3 separate regions of the Homo sapiens genome follow, and regions 1 and 3 are each linked to region 2. Evidence: chromatin contacts called from ENCODE Hi-C or POLR2A ChIA-PET data. All regions are on one chromosome and are shown on one strand. Each heading gives the region's core, a stretch centred on a gene start or an enhancer-like site at or near the end of the contact. The rest is flanking DNA. Distances are from core to core; before and after follow the strand shown. Region 1 holds the start of EPB41L2 (erythrocyte membrane protein band 4.1 like 2). Region 2 holds the start of L3MBTL3 (L3MBTL histone methyl-lysine binding protein 3). Region 3 holds the start of MED23 (mediator complex subunit 23).

Evidence for each region. A loop is a pair of places that touch in the nucleus more often than their neighbours do. ChIA-PET counts read pairs that join two places held with the same protein, here RNA polymerase II (POLR2A). Pooled maps may share reads with other maps.
Region 1: a loop to region 2 is called in a pooled map, with 5 times the contacts of the local background. The contact joins the promoter of EPB41L2 here to the promoter of L3MBTL3 in region 2. A Hi-C loop is called at or near these places in 2 of 37 single-sample maps with no recorded cell type and 13 of 50 pooled maps.
Region 3: a map of CD8-positive, alpha-beta T cell shows a loop between it and region 2 (7-fold over the local background). The contact joins the promoter of MED23 here to the promoter of L3MBTL3 in region 2. A Hi-C loop is called at or near these places in 2 of 168 maps with a recorded cell type or tissue (CD8-positive, alpha-beta T cell and naive thymus-derived CD4-positive, alpha-beta T cell) and 10 of 50 pooled maps. POLR2A ChIA-PET finds 5 or more read pairs at or near these places in 1 of 52 experiments (GM10248).

The regions. Positions count from the first base shown.
Region 1 is chr6:131,061,917-131,065,487 of GRCh38, forward strand. EPB41L2 (erythrocyte membrane protein band 4.1 like 2) reads right to left here and starts at 1,329. Exons shown (of 20, transcript NM_001431.4): 1 at 1,239-1,329. LOC105378004 (a long non-coding RNA gene) reads left to right here and starts at 1,487. Exons shown (of 3, transcript XR_942993.3): 1 at 1,487-1,700. RefSeq lists silencers at 786-885, 1,226-1,565.
Region 2 is chr6:130,016,876-130,020,479 of GRCh38, forward strand. L3MBTL3 (L3MBTL histone methyl-lysine binding protein 3) reads left to right here and starts at 1,706. Exons shown (of 23, transcript NM_032438.4): 1 at 1,706-1,789. RefSeq lists silencers at 2,186-2,315, 3,266-3,505, 3,556-3,604.
Region 3 is chr6:131,626,165-131,630,091 of GRCh38, forward strand. It overlaps MED23 (mediator complex subunit 23), which reads right to left and starts at 2,078. Exons shown (of 29, transcript NM_004830.4): 1 at 1,847-2,078; 2 at 1,477-1,508; 3 at 1,232-1,319. The coding sequence starts at 1,885. RefSeq lists enhancers at 1,718-1,767, 1,898-2,067.

The DNA of each region.
Region 1 (3,571 bases), core at 79-2,578, 1.0 Mb after region 2:
AGACGCCTGGCACACACATGCCATTTCAGAGGCAAGAAGTTCAAGAAACTGGGGAAAGATGTGATTCAGAAAAGCGAAAATATAGCCACAGCTCCTCTAGATTCCACCTTCTCTCCCATCCACCCAGGGATCTTAAAATTAAGGGCAGCTGTGGTGTTGATGGGGCAATTCAATGAAAGACTACCCGGGTCCGTAGGGAGGGCTCCATACGCAGACCCCTCCCCAAAATAATAGACTCTAGGCAGTAGTTCTTCTCACCAAACCTCATTTTATTTATACATATATATAAAAAAAAAAACTTGACCTCAGGGGAGGTGAGCGATCTAGAGAAGCATAACTGATGTCCCACCACAGACCTCAGGCTGCTGGGGGCAGCGTCTGCGCCTGGGGATGGCGTCCCCAGACGCCGACTTCAACCCTGTCGCGCTCCTTTAGGTTCTCCTCGCCCTTCCCCGCTGCTCACCTAAAAATGCTCCCAACCCTCGGCCCCCAGGCGCAGGAGGAGAAAAAACAAGCCATCTGTGGTGAGATGGCCTGGGTGTGGGAATTGTAAGGATCGGAGCACGAAACACGCGTCCCTCTCCGCAGCTCCCAGACGGCGCAGGCGGCAGCTGGGGGCGCGGACGCGAGCCTACAGCGGGCCCGACCCGCACCGCGCGTGGGGCTGGCGCGCCGCCCTCGCCCGGCTTCCCGCAGTCCCCACGCGCGCGGCCGGCCCGCGCTTCCCCTCCTAAAACCTTCCTCCTGAAGGGCGACGCCGCGGCCGACCCCCTCCCCGCGGGGGGGATGGAGCCGGATTTTTCCCGCTGTTGCTCCACGGGGCCCGGACGCGTGACCTGAGCCCACGGCACCCCGGGGGGGACGGCGTCCTCCCCGTGCCCCCGCCTTTCCTGGCTCCGCCGGGACGCGGCCCCGGTCCCCCGGAAGAGGGAAGAGGGGGACCGCGGGGAGCAGCGAAGCCGGGATCCGGCCCGGAGCAACAGGACCCGGACCCCCGGGCAAGAATCGGGTCGGGCAGAGACCGGGAAGGAAAGGAGAGAGGGAGCCGCAGAAAATCCCAAAGCCGGGCCCCCTCTCCCCGCCCCCCATCCCGGTGGGACCGTCCCGCCACCGCTTCCTGCCCGGAATCAGCTTCCCAGCTGCAGCCAGAGGAAAAATCTGAGCCGCCCCTGCAACCCCACACTGACCAGTCGCCCGGCCCGTGCAGCCCCGCACGCCTCCTTACCCCGACGCCGTACCTCAGGAGCTCGCTCGCCGCGGGACCCGTCCCTCTTCAGTCCCAGCCGCCGGCAGCCGCGCCTGCCTCCTCCCTCCGCTAGGTTTCAAATTGAAATTCCCTGACTGGGGCCGTCAGAGGACTCTGAGGGCCGGCCCCGCCCCCTCGCGGCGGAAGCCCCTCCCGCGACCCCGCCGGACGAGCCCCCGGCGCGGAAACCCCCGCGGGCGGTCCCGCCCCCGACGCCCAGGCCCCGCCCCTGCGCGGGCGGGGGACCTTTCCCGCGGGATTCGGCAAGCGCGGCCGCGGAGACCCGGGGGTGGAGGACGTCTTTCGCCCTCAGGGCAGCCCGGATGACAGCTAATGCGCCTGGGCAAGGCGTTCTCAACTGCGATTCCCGGCCTTAAATGTCCTCTCAACTTTTAAAAGTTATTTATTCAAAGTGCATTTGCTGACTAAACCTTCACTGAGCGCCTTCCTAGAGGTAAACACTGGAGCAGAGCCTGGAGATGCAGAATAAGGAAAACTGGGTCTCCCTCAGTCTAGAGTGGAAAAAGTGCTTTCACAGGAAGGGCATTGAAAAGGAACCATTTATTCTTCCTGTGGGAGGGACAGGAGGGGTTGGGGAAACCCCGTGGAGGAAAGGCCTCCCCAGAGTAAGTAGGATTTCTCTGGGCAGAGGCCTGGGAATCTGGATTGCAGAGCATGACCACGGGTGAAGAAGAGTCTGGAAAAAACCTAGTTTGGGGCTAAATTGTGGAAAGCCACAAGCACACACACGCTACCCTTCTGGTTCTTTTCTTTTGTACAATGAGGTCAATATGTTTCAGATTCAATATATTTCATCTTTTGAAGGTTTGCACGTCAAGCTGGTGTCAAACAACGTGTCCAGCTCACTGCCTCCAGCATCTGCCTCACACGCACCTCTTATCCCTTTTACTCCTCCCACTTTTATTGAGGTCTTTAGTGATTCCACCACAGCCAAAGTCGTCTCCCTTTCTTTCCTAAACAGAACCTTTTCCAAAATTAACAATGTCAAATGAAACCTCAGTAACAATACCTTCCAGTTAACAAAATACATTCACATATTTTATCATCATTTGATCCTCACAATCACCCTATGAAAAAGGCAGGCACGTTTGAGCTCCATTACATCAAAAAGATTTGGGAAGATAAATTATTTGCCAAGGTCCTTCTAGTAAATAATACAAATAATAATAGTTAAGGTTGATTGTGTGCTTTATGTGCTAGGCATTGTTCTAAGTCCCTTACATGTATTAATTTAATCACAATCCCATATGCTAAGTATACAAGTTAAATTTTATAAGGTGTGCTAAAACAGAGCAGAAATCTGATTAGACAGCAATTCTGGTAAAGGAGACCTGGGAATTTAATGAGAAAATACTATTATTTTCTCATAATAAGAAATATGCAGCAGATTTACAACGAAACTAATGAAACAAACTTCGGGATCTCTCATTTTCACAAGCCTTGAAACTAACTTTATAATTTTGTATTTCATTTTGTGTTTTTTAAAGAGTCCCTAAAGTCATATAAGCTTTTGGGCCCATAAAACATTGAACCACCCTGATGGAGCCCCCTTTAAAATGCTAGTGCAAAATAACATAAATATAGGCATAGTTAATAAAATATAATGCCCTTCTCATAAGAAAGGATATGCTTACTATACTCTGCGTTGAAGTACATGAATCACTCCTATATGCCACCTCTTAAGAAGAAATTTTTCCCTCCAAAAGAAAATATTGATAAGCTAAATTATAACCATAAATGGGTGACCTTGAAAATGTGGGAACCAGCAAGATTTAGCCTAAAGAGATGATTAAAGGTGATAAAAAGGTTGTCAAATGTATAAAGGCTATTGTGTGAAAGAAGAATTGAACTCTGTTTTTGGACACAGCCTTACATAGCCCTGGCATTTTAATGGAATGGAACAGATTCAGTGAGGACCTAGCAGGAACTGAGGGCAGAAAAATCAAGTCCCAGAAGCTATAAGGAAGTGAAGAAAACTGATGGAAGTGGCATCATAGAGATTTAGCAAACAACAGGTGGTAGTCCAGACAACCAGGGAAGTCTAACAAGAAGAGAAGAGGGGTTTGAACAGAAAGAAGGACAAAGTCCTGGAATAGGTGACATCCAAAGACTCAGGCAGGCGGAAGCACTGTCAGGACTACCAGGCTGCAGTTCAAGGGCAGAATGTTAATCCCCAGGAAAACACTCTAGGTAGAACAAGATTGGGTCTTCCTGCTAGACACACTGTAGTAACAGGCAAAGGACTGACACAGAGAACAAGAGAAGAATATAGGTACTAGTCCTGAGAGCTACCACATCCAAATT
Region 2 (3,604 bases), core at 456-2,955:
TCTTGAGAGAAGGAATCTAAAATTGATTTTTCAGAAAGAGGAATCTAAAATTAATTTAGTTTCCATGGGGGCAAGGTCTTAGTTTTGTACATAGCTCATGCCCTTTCTTTCCTTCTCCTGCAGTTTGCCTTTGGCCATTTCACTGCTTATTATTCAAGGGCTAGAGAGAAAAGGAGAGAAGCTGAAATTCAGATCAGTTAATTAAGCTGTTTGGGAACAGCTCTGAAAAGGGTTGAATGTGGTGGGTGAAATCAATAGTGAACTGGTGGTTTGAGATCATCTACAGCTCTCACTACCCAGCCTTCTCTACTTCACACCCCTCAGCCAACGGCTGTTCAACGTATGAAGCATTTTATAAGTTCATTTCAGCTTCACAGGATTTGTCCGTTTGTTCTGGAGTACATGTTAAGGCATATGGCCTGATTTTTGGTTTGGAGAATTTGGTCACTACACCAACATTAGATATATCGGGTGGTCTGCTTCTATAGGGTAATTTCATGGTCCTAAGGAAAGAATTTAAGAGTTTATGTTCTGAAACTGGTTCAAGAAACATTCCTTAAGTGAAAAAATTCAATCAAGAATAATATTCCCTACACTGGAGAAGGATTTTTAATATAGAACTTCCATCTGTGATATATTTAAATTCTAGGCCTCAGGCAGCAGTTTCAGAAAAGGGCCTCCTTTACCCTTTATTAGATGCAAAATAGTCTACTCTGGGGATGGGAACTTCCTTTTACCTCCCCCCCCCCGCAAAATCTAAGACATGCTTCCCTCATTCCTAAAATCACACATGCTTTTTTTTTTCACACAGCAAACTCTGCTATTGACATCAAAATGTTTATCAAAACTTTAATTACTCGAATTATTTTGTAAGTACTCCTATTAAGTGGAAAAGACCAGTGAAGCTGTCCAAACGGCGGCCCGCAGTCAATGCGCCGAAAGCTGTCAATACTGAAATGTAATACTCTCTTGATCTAGTTTTGACGCTTTAACAAAGACAGGTTTTGCCATTTAGGACCGCTCAGCCATCTTGACTGAATACCTTAAGAGGGTAGTCCTGGACCTGCTTATTGCCAAGGGACTTTCACAGTGTTCTAAGTTACTGTAGGAATCTCAGCCTATTACTCGACAGAGGCCTAACATGTTGGAGCTGTCAATAAAGATCCGCACTTAGGAAGCGGAAAGAAGGCACAAGTTTTATATGCACACTTTCTTTATTATGCATTGTTCCAGCCATCAAAGAGAGGGAGATTGTACTCTCCCAAAGCTTACAACTTTGTTACTTTTCATGACCTGTAGCATGTATTTAGCCTTTGGGCAGTGTTTGTGCAAGACTAAGGCCCACTCTTTAATGGCTGAATGCATACATTTCACAGCACATGGTGGATTCGCTGCTCTGAGAATTGCCTTTAAAAAAAGTAAAGTGAAAAATAGACAAAGAAATCTGGAACCTTAGCAGTGTTTCCTATTTGTTTGGACTGTTCTTGAACCAGCTCTGAGGCGGTGACCGGGCTATTGAAAAGATGCACCTGAAACAGGATCTGCGGGCAGCTGCATTTGCCACCCGGCTTTATTGCTGCTTTCCAGCGGCGAAGGCGCAGCAGCAGTAACAGGGAAGCCAGAGCGAGCCTCCCCGGCAGCGGCGGCGGCGGCGGCGGCACCGGCACCAGCGCAGTTTCCCCTCTCCCCAGCCCTGACTCTACGCGCACATGCGCATTGCGCCCGCAGCCCTGGACCATTTGTCAGGACTACTCGTGAGACGGAGAAAAAAAAAAGAGAAAATTTGGGGGTAAGAAGCGGTTGATCGGATCTAATCTCTAATTAATCTGAAGATTTGTCCGTGCAAAAGCCATTCATTTATTTTTCTGGGTGAGGATGAAAGTTAAGAGCCCTATAGAGGGAAGGAAGCGCACCCTCGTCTTGTGAAACAGATCAGGGGAGGGGAGGGACAGAAGGGGTTTCTCCCCCACTTCTCTGCGCCTCTGGGAAAGAGGAGAAAACTTAATCCCGGGGAAAAAAGTGGGCAAGTGACTCGGAAACGGCTGGAGGGGGAGTCTCTGGGCATCTCACTCTGAAGTAGTGAGTGCGAGTGTGAAAGAGGAACAAAAGAGAGAGAAAAGAGAAAGGAAAAAATGGGGGGAGGAGAGACTTGTATTTTTTTCTTTGCGCGCACACGGGGAAGGGTGTGGGGGGCCGTGCGGAAGGGAGCCGGGGCGAGGCGGCCGCGTTGGGCTCAGGCTGGCGCGCAGGCGGCGGGATGCGTGTGGCCCCCTCCCCCGCGCCCCCCGAGCTTGTCACTTTGGTCGCTTTCGTGACACCGGGCGCGGGGTGGGGGAGCGCGGCGGCGCCGGGCTCCACCGGGGTGCGTGTCCGGGTGGGCGCCGCGGAGCCGCAGCCCAGGCGGCGAGCGCGGCCGCCGAGGCGGGGGGCGCCGGCGGGGGGCGCGGGGGCGGCCGGGGCCGCGGATCGGTGCGGCGGGAGGCGCGAGCCCCGCGCGCCGCCCCTGCGGCCCCCTCCGCCCGTGTGGCCTTTGTGCCGGGCGCGCACCGGAGAGCGAGCGAGCGGGCGGGCGAGCGCGAGAAGTACAAGTACGGGAGACCGAGGCAGTGGGAAAAGAGGCCGGGCCACTTTCTCCCCTTTCGGGCTGCGGAGAATGGACTGGTTGAATGTGCAGGCGCGTCTCCCCGGCGTGTGCTGTGTGTGTGCGCGGCGGAAAGGCCTGCCCGACTCCCACCGCGCACACGCACACTCACACGCACGCACACACACGGACCCGCGGCGGGGCTCGGCGGCCGAGAGTTTGCGTGGCTTCCTCGCCGCCTCCCTCTTCCCAACCGAGTGTGTGAGAATTTCATATAGATCAGCTCCAATTTCCGCCATTTTGGGAAAGTTGCACAAAAATAAACCCTCCGGTTTATTTCTGCCCGAGGCAGGAAAGTGCTTTGGGAAGCGAGGCGGCGCGGGCCCGCGGCGGCCGTCCGCGCGGGAGAGGGCGCGGGCCGCGGGCCGGGCCGGGAGCCCGCGCCGTCGCGGCGTTCGCCCCGCGCCGTGCCGCGCCGCGCCGGCCCGGGTGCGGGCGCGGGCGCGGGCGTGTGTCGGGAGGCGGCGGCGGCGGTCGCGGCGGCGGCGGCCGCGCCGGGGCGGCGGGCTTGTGGGGGGAGGGTGGGGGCGGCGCGGGGCTGCTTTTCCTGCAACTTGTTTACGCCTGCCTTATTCTGGGGAGGAAAAGAGGGGTCGGGGCCGGGGCCGGCGCCGGGGCCACCGCCCGCCTCGCGCCGCGTGTGTGTGCGGTTCCGGAATAATGGGCTTTGCACACTCGCGTCCTGGGCCCCGCGGGCCGTCCTCGCGCCGCGGCGGCGGGGCGGGGGGAAGTAGAGGCCGGCGGGGGTGGGGATCGGGAAGCGCAGGAGCCGAGGCATCCGCCGCGCGCCCCGCGAGCTGGTGGAGTGTGGGGGCCGCCGGGCGGGGAGAAAAACTTGAGAGCCCTGGAAGGGGAGGAGGGCACGGTGGCACGGGCGGGGGGAGGGCGCAACTTTTGGACTGGTGGTAAAACTTTAATTACCTTTAAAGAAAAAAAGGCCCTGCGATTCCCCCCTCCCCCAGT
Region 3 (3,927 bases), core at 828-3,327, 1.6 Mb after region 2:
ACTGCTGGTGGAAGCATAAACTAGTATAACCCTTATGGAAAATTTAATAATTTCTATAAAAATTACAAACTGATAAGGCTTTTGACTCAGCAATACTATTTCTAGGAATTTATCCTATTTTTCATGCATAATATTATTCATCACAGCATTGGTTAAATTAGAAAAAGTAAGAAGAAACTTAGAAGACAGTAGAAGATTGGTTAAAAGGAGGAAGGTACAGCCATACAATGGAATATTATGCTGCTATTTAAAAAAAAAAGTAAGAAAGGAAGGAACAAGTAACGCTTGGACTGATAGGGAATTACCTGTAGATTATTATTAGGAGAAAAAAAGTGCTAATTAATGAACAGTGTACATGGTATATGATCATGCTATAAAAGTGTTTCTATATGCATAAAATACTTCTAGAAGAAAACATAACCTGAGGATATTGGCTACAGACAGAAAAAATAACAGGTAAGAGAAGAGAAAGAGACTAGTTATTGGATCCACCCTTTTATACCTGTGCATTTTGAACCATATAAATGTATTACCTATTAGAAAACAACTAAACAAAAAGGTTAAAACATGACTGTATTGGCATTATATGATCCATGTCTGAGTGGCAAATCTTATCACCAGTGGCTGACACGCAAACAGTTCTCATTTCCCTACCTATAGTGTACCATGAGAAGGTAAGGCACTACTGCAATGTGAGCTCTTCGAGGATGACACATTTTTGTCTTTTTCACGGATACATTTTCTGGTAGCTGTTCTTTGTTACTTTTACAGTTTGTCTCCTCATTTTTACTATAATATTTTCCTATCCTTATTATAGAATCTTGGTATTCCTATTGTAGCATCTTTGTATCAATGCTGTGCCAATTCCTTTATTTAGCAGAAAAATGGAATTTGTATCCTTGACAAGTAAAGCTTAACATATCTGTTTTCAAGTGTACCAAATAAATCCGAATAGGATGAAAATGATCTCAATTAATCTAACATAGGGGAGGTTTTTTTTTTTAAACATCTCACACTGTGCAGTATCAACTTGACTTCTCAACACAGGTTTTCCACTGAAATATACAAATTAAAACAAATGGAAGCCAGAATAAAAAATGATAACAATTTTATTTCTCCCTTCTCAGGAAGATCTTAAGAGCAGCATGAAAGTAAATGTTAAAAGAAAAAAAAAAAAAAAAAGAAGAGGCCAAAAATCATCAGCTGAATGTATTAAAAATGAAGCGCTCACCTGAGAAAGACCACCCCAAAACTGTCTGAAGGCCCCCAAACAGCTAATTAGTTTTGTTTTCTCATCTTCAGGAGTATCCATAAACATGCTAAAAAAATAAAAATTACATTATTTGTCATTCGTTTTAAAAAGGTAATTACACACAATCAGAATAGTGGATCTTATAACCTTCCAACACGAAACTAAGTAAAATCTGACAGACACAATCACATAAAAACACAAAACTCTGCCACGCATACACTCACCCAGGAAAAGCCTCTTCTATAACTTCCGTTTTCTGTAAAAAAAAAAAAAACAAAATGTAAACAATGTTAATTTTAAAAAGGCGCCTCCCTTAGCCAAGTATTACAATGTAACACAGGGCAAGTCACCTTAATCAGCTCTGAAACTATCAATACCTGTCTGGCCTGTCACTGTATCGATTTCAAAGGATACAATGAACTTGACAGCAGTTTGAGAATCACTAAACTTCCCCGCATACAACCTCGGTGTCAAAACAAGGGAATAAAAAGGGAGGCGTGAGAGGAGGTTGCCCAGGCCAGTTTCCTTGGTCGGCTGCCCCCGCGTCTCCCCGTCCCCAAGCCGTAGTCCTGGATGGCCGGCAGCTGCACTCACCACCACCTCTTCGAAAATGCTCTGCAGTTGCGTCTCCATCTGTACTATCACCCCCGCCTTTCCAGGGTGCCCGGCAAGGCCCGGATCAGACTCGAGCTCTGGGAATATAGGGGCAGAGGGGCGGAGACCTCTGGAGGAAACCGTAGCTCCTCGGCGTCGCTTCCTCCCCCAGCGCTTTACCTGGAGCGTTCCCTCCCGAGCCCAGCCAACAGCAGGAACCTGTACGGAAGACGGGAAGGGCCCGGTACGCGCCGTTTGCAAACCCCGCAGAAACCAGCGGCGCCACCAGAAGGTTCCGTCTGTGGAGAAGGGCGGCCCGCAAGCCGGACGAGAGCGCCCCCAAACGGAACCTTGAGCCCAAGGACCCCGGAGGCATCGTCGACCGCAGGCCGCCACCTCCCGGCTGGAGAAGGAGTTGCTTCCTGTTCGGGGCTAACCCGCTTGCAGACTGAGAAATGAAAAGTTTGGAACCCAGAAGCTGCAGCCTGCGGAAAATGCTGGAGCCGCAGCCGACACCAAGTTGATGTCTGTGAGCAGCTGACCTTCTGGACCTCCATCAGCGGCCTGCAGCCAGGAGCTGAAGCCACAGAGACGGTGTCTTCTCAGCTATGATAACCTCAGTGCAAATGTAATTGATTGACTTTTGAATGCCAAACCAATTTTGCTTCTATGGTATAAATGCTACTTGGTCATAATATATTATCCTTTTTAATATATTGCTAGATTCTATTTGCTATTATATTGTTGAGAGTATGTGTTTTTCTTCATATGCCACCATCATCACCAACCCCTAAAACATCTGTTATGTCTTGAATGATCAGCTTTCTTTGCCTCATAAAGAAAATTGTTGATGAGAGTCATAGACATCCAAAGGCCTTTCACTTCTTTGACGGTTGTGAAATGCCACAAACTGCTAAGCATGAACTACTCCTTTGTAGCTGCTAAGTGATGAGCTGATGACTCCCCATTCATGGTTTTGTTATACAAGTGTCTGACCTGGCATAAATTTAGTTTTCTAACAACTTTAATATGCACATGCAACCATGTTGTCCACACAATAGCTACTAAAAGCTGAAAAGAAATAATTCAGATTTCCTGCTGGAGAAAAACTTGAAAAGTTAGGCTTAGGGTATTGTTTGCTAGGGTTGCCATAACAAAATACCACAGACTGGGTGGCTTAAACAACAGAAATTTCTTTTCTTGTAATTCTGGAGGCTGGAAGTCTGAGGTTGAGGTTGATAGGGTTAGTTTCTATAGAGGCCTCTGTCCTTGGCTTGTAGATGACCTTCTTCTCCTTGTGTCTTCACATGGTCTTCCCTTTGTACATGTCTGTGTCGTAATTTTCTCTTCCTAGAAGGACATCAGTCAGGTTAGGGCCCATGTATCTACTCTAAAGAGCTTTAGCTTAGTTGAAGACATAGACATTTTAAACCATAATAGAGTGTGATATGTGCAATACTAGTGATGCTAATAAAGTGCCAGGGAGAAAAGGAGGAAATACAAATTTTTCTACAGAAAGGAATTTAGAAAGATACCTAGGGGAGTTTGCTTAGATTGCTGTGAACAGCATACTATAAACTGGGGGGTAATTTGAGTCTGAGCAAACTGAAAGCTGAGAATTCAGGCTTCTTGTTCCATCCTTGTCCTATCAGGATTTAGAGTGGGGGACTAAAGAGCCAACTGGAAACTCTGAGCAGCTGGGCAGGGCTTATCAACTTTGAGCATCTTTATAGTGTGTTCTGGGGACATTGTTTCTTGGAGAATCCCCAAAGTTGGTATCATCAGGTCTTTCCCCTTAGGCTGGTCTGAATCACCAAGGAAGATACATCTAATCTCTTACAAGTGGGTAAAGTTCTGACTGGCTGCCAACCTTCTTGCAGCCAAAAGGAACAAGAAGCCTGATCTCTTACAAGTGGGTAAAGTTCTGACTGGCTGCCAACCTTCTTGCAGCCAAAAGGAACAAGAAGCCTGAGTTCTCAGCGTTCAGTTTGCTGAGACTCGAATCACCCCAGTTTATAGTATGCTATTCACAGCAGTCTGAGCAAACTCACGTAGATATCTTTCTAAATCCCTTTCTGTAG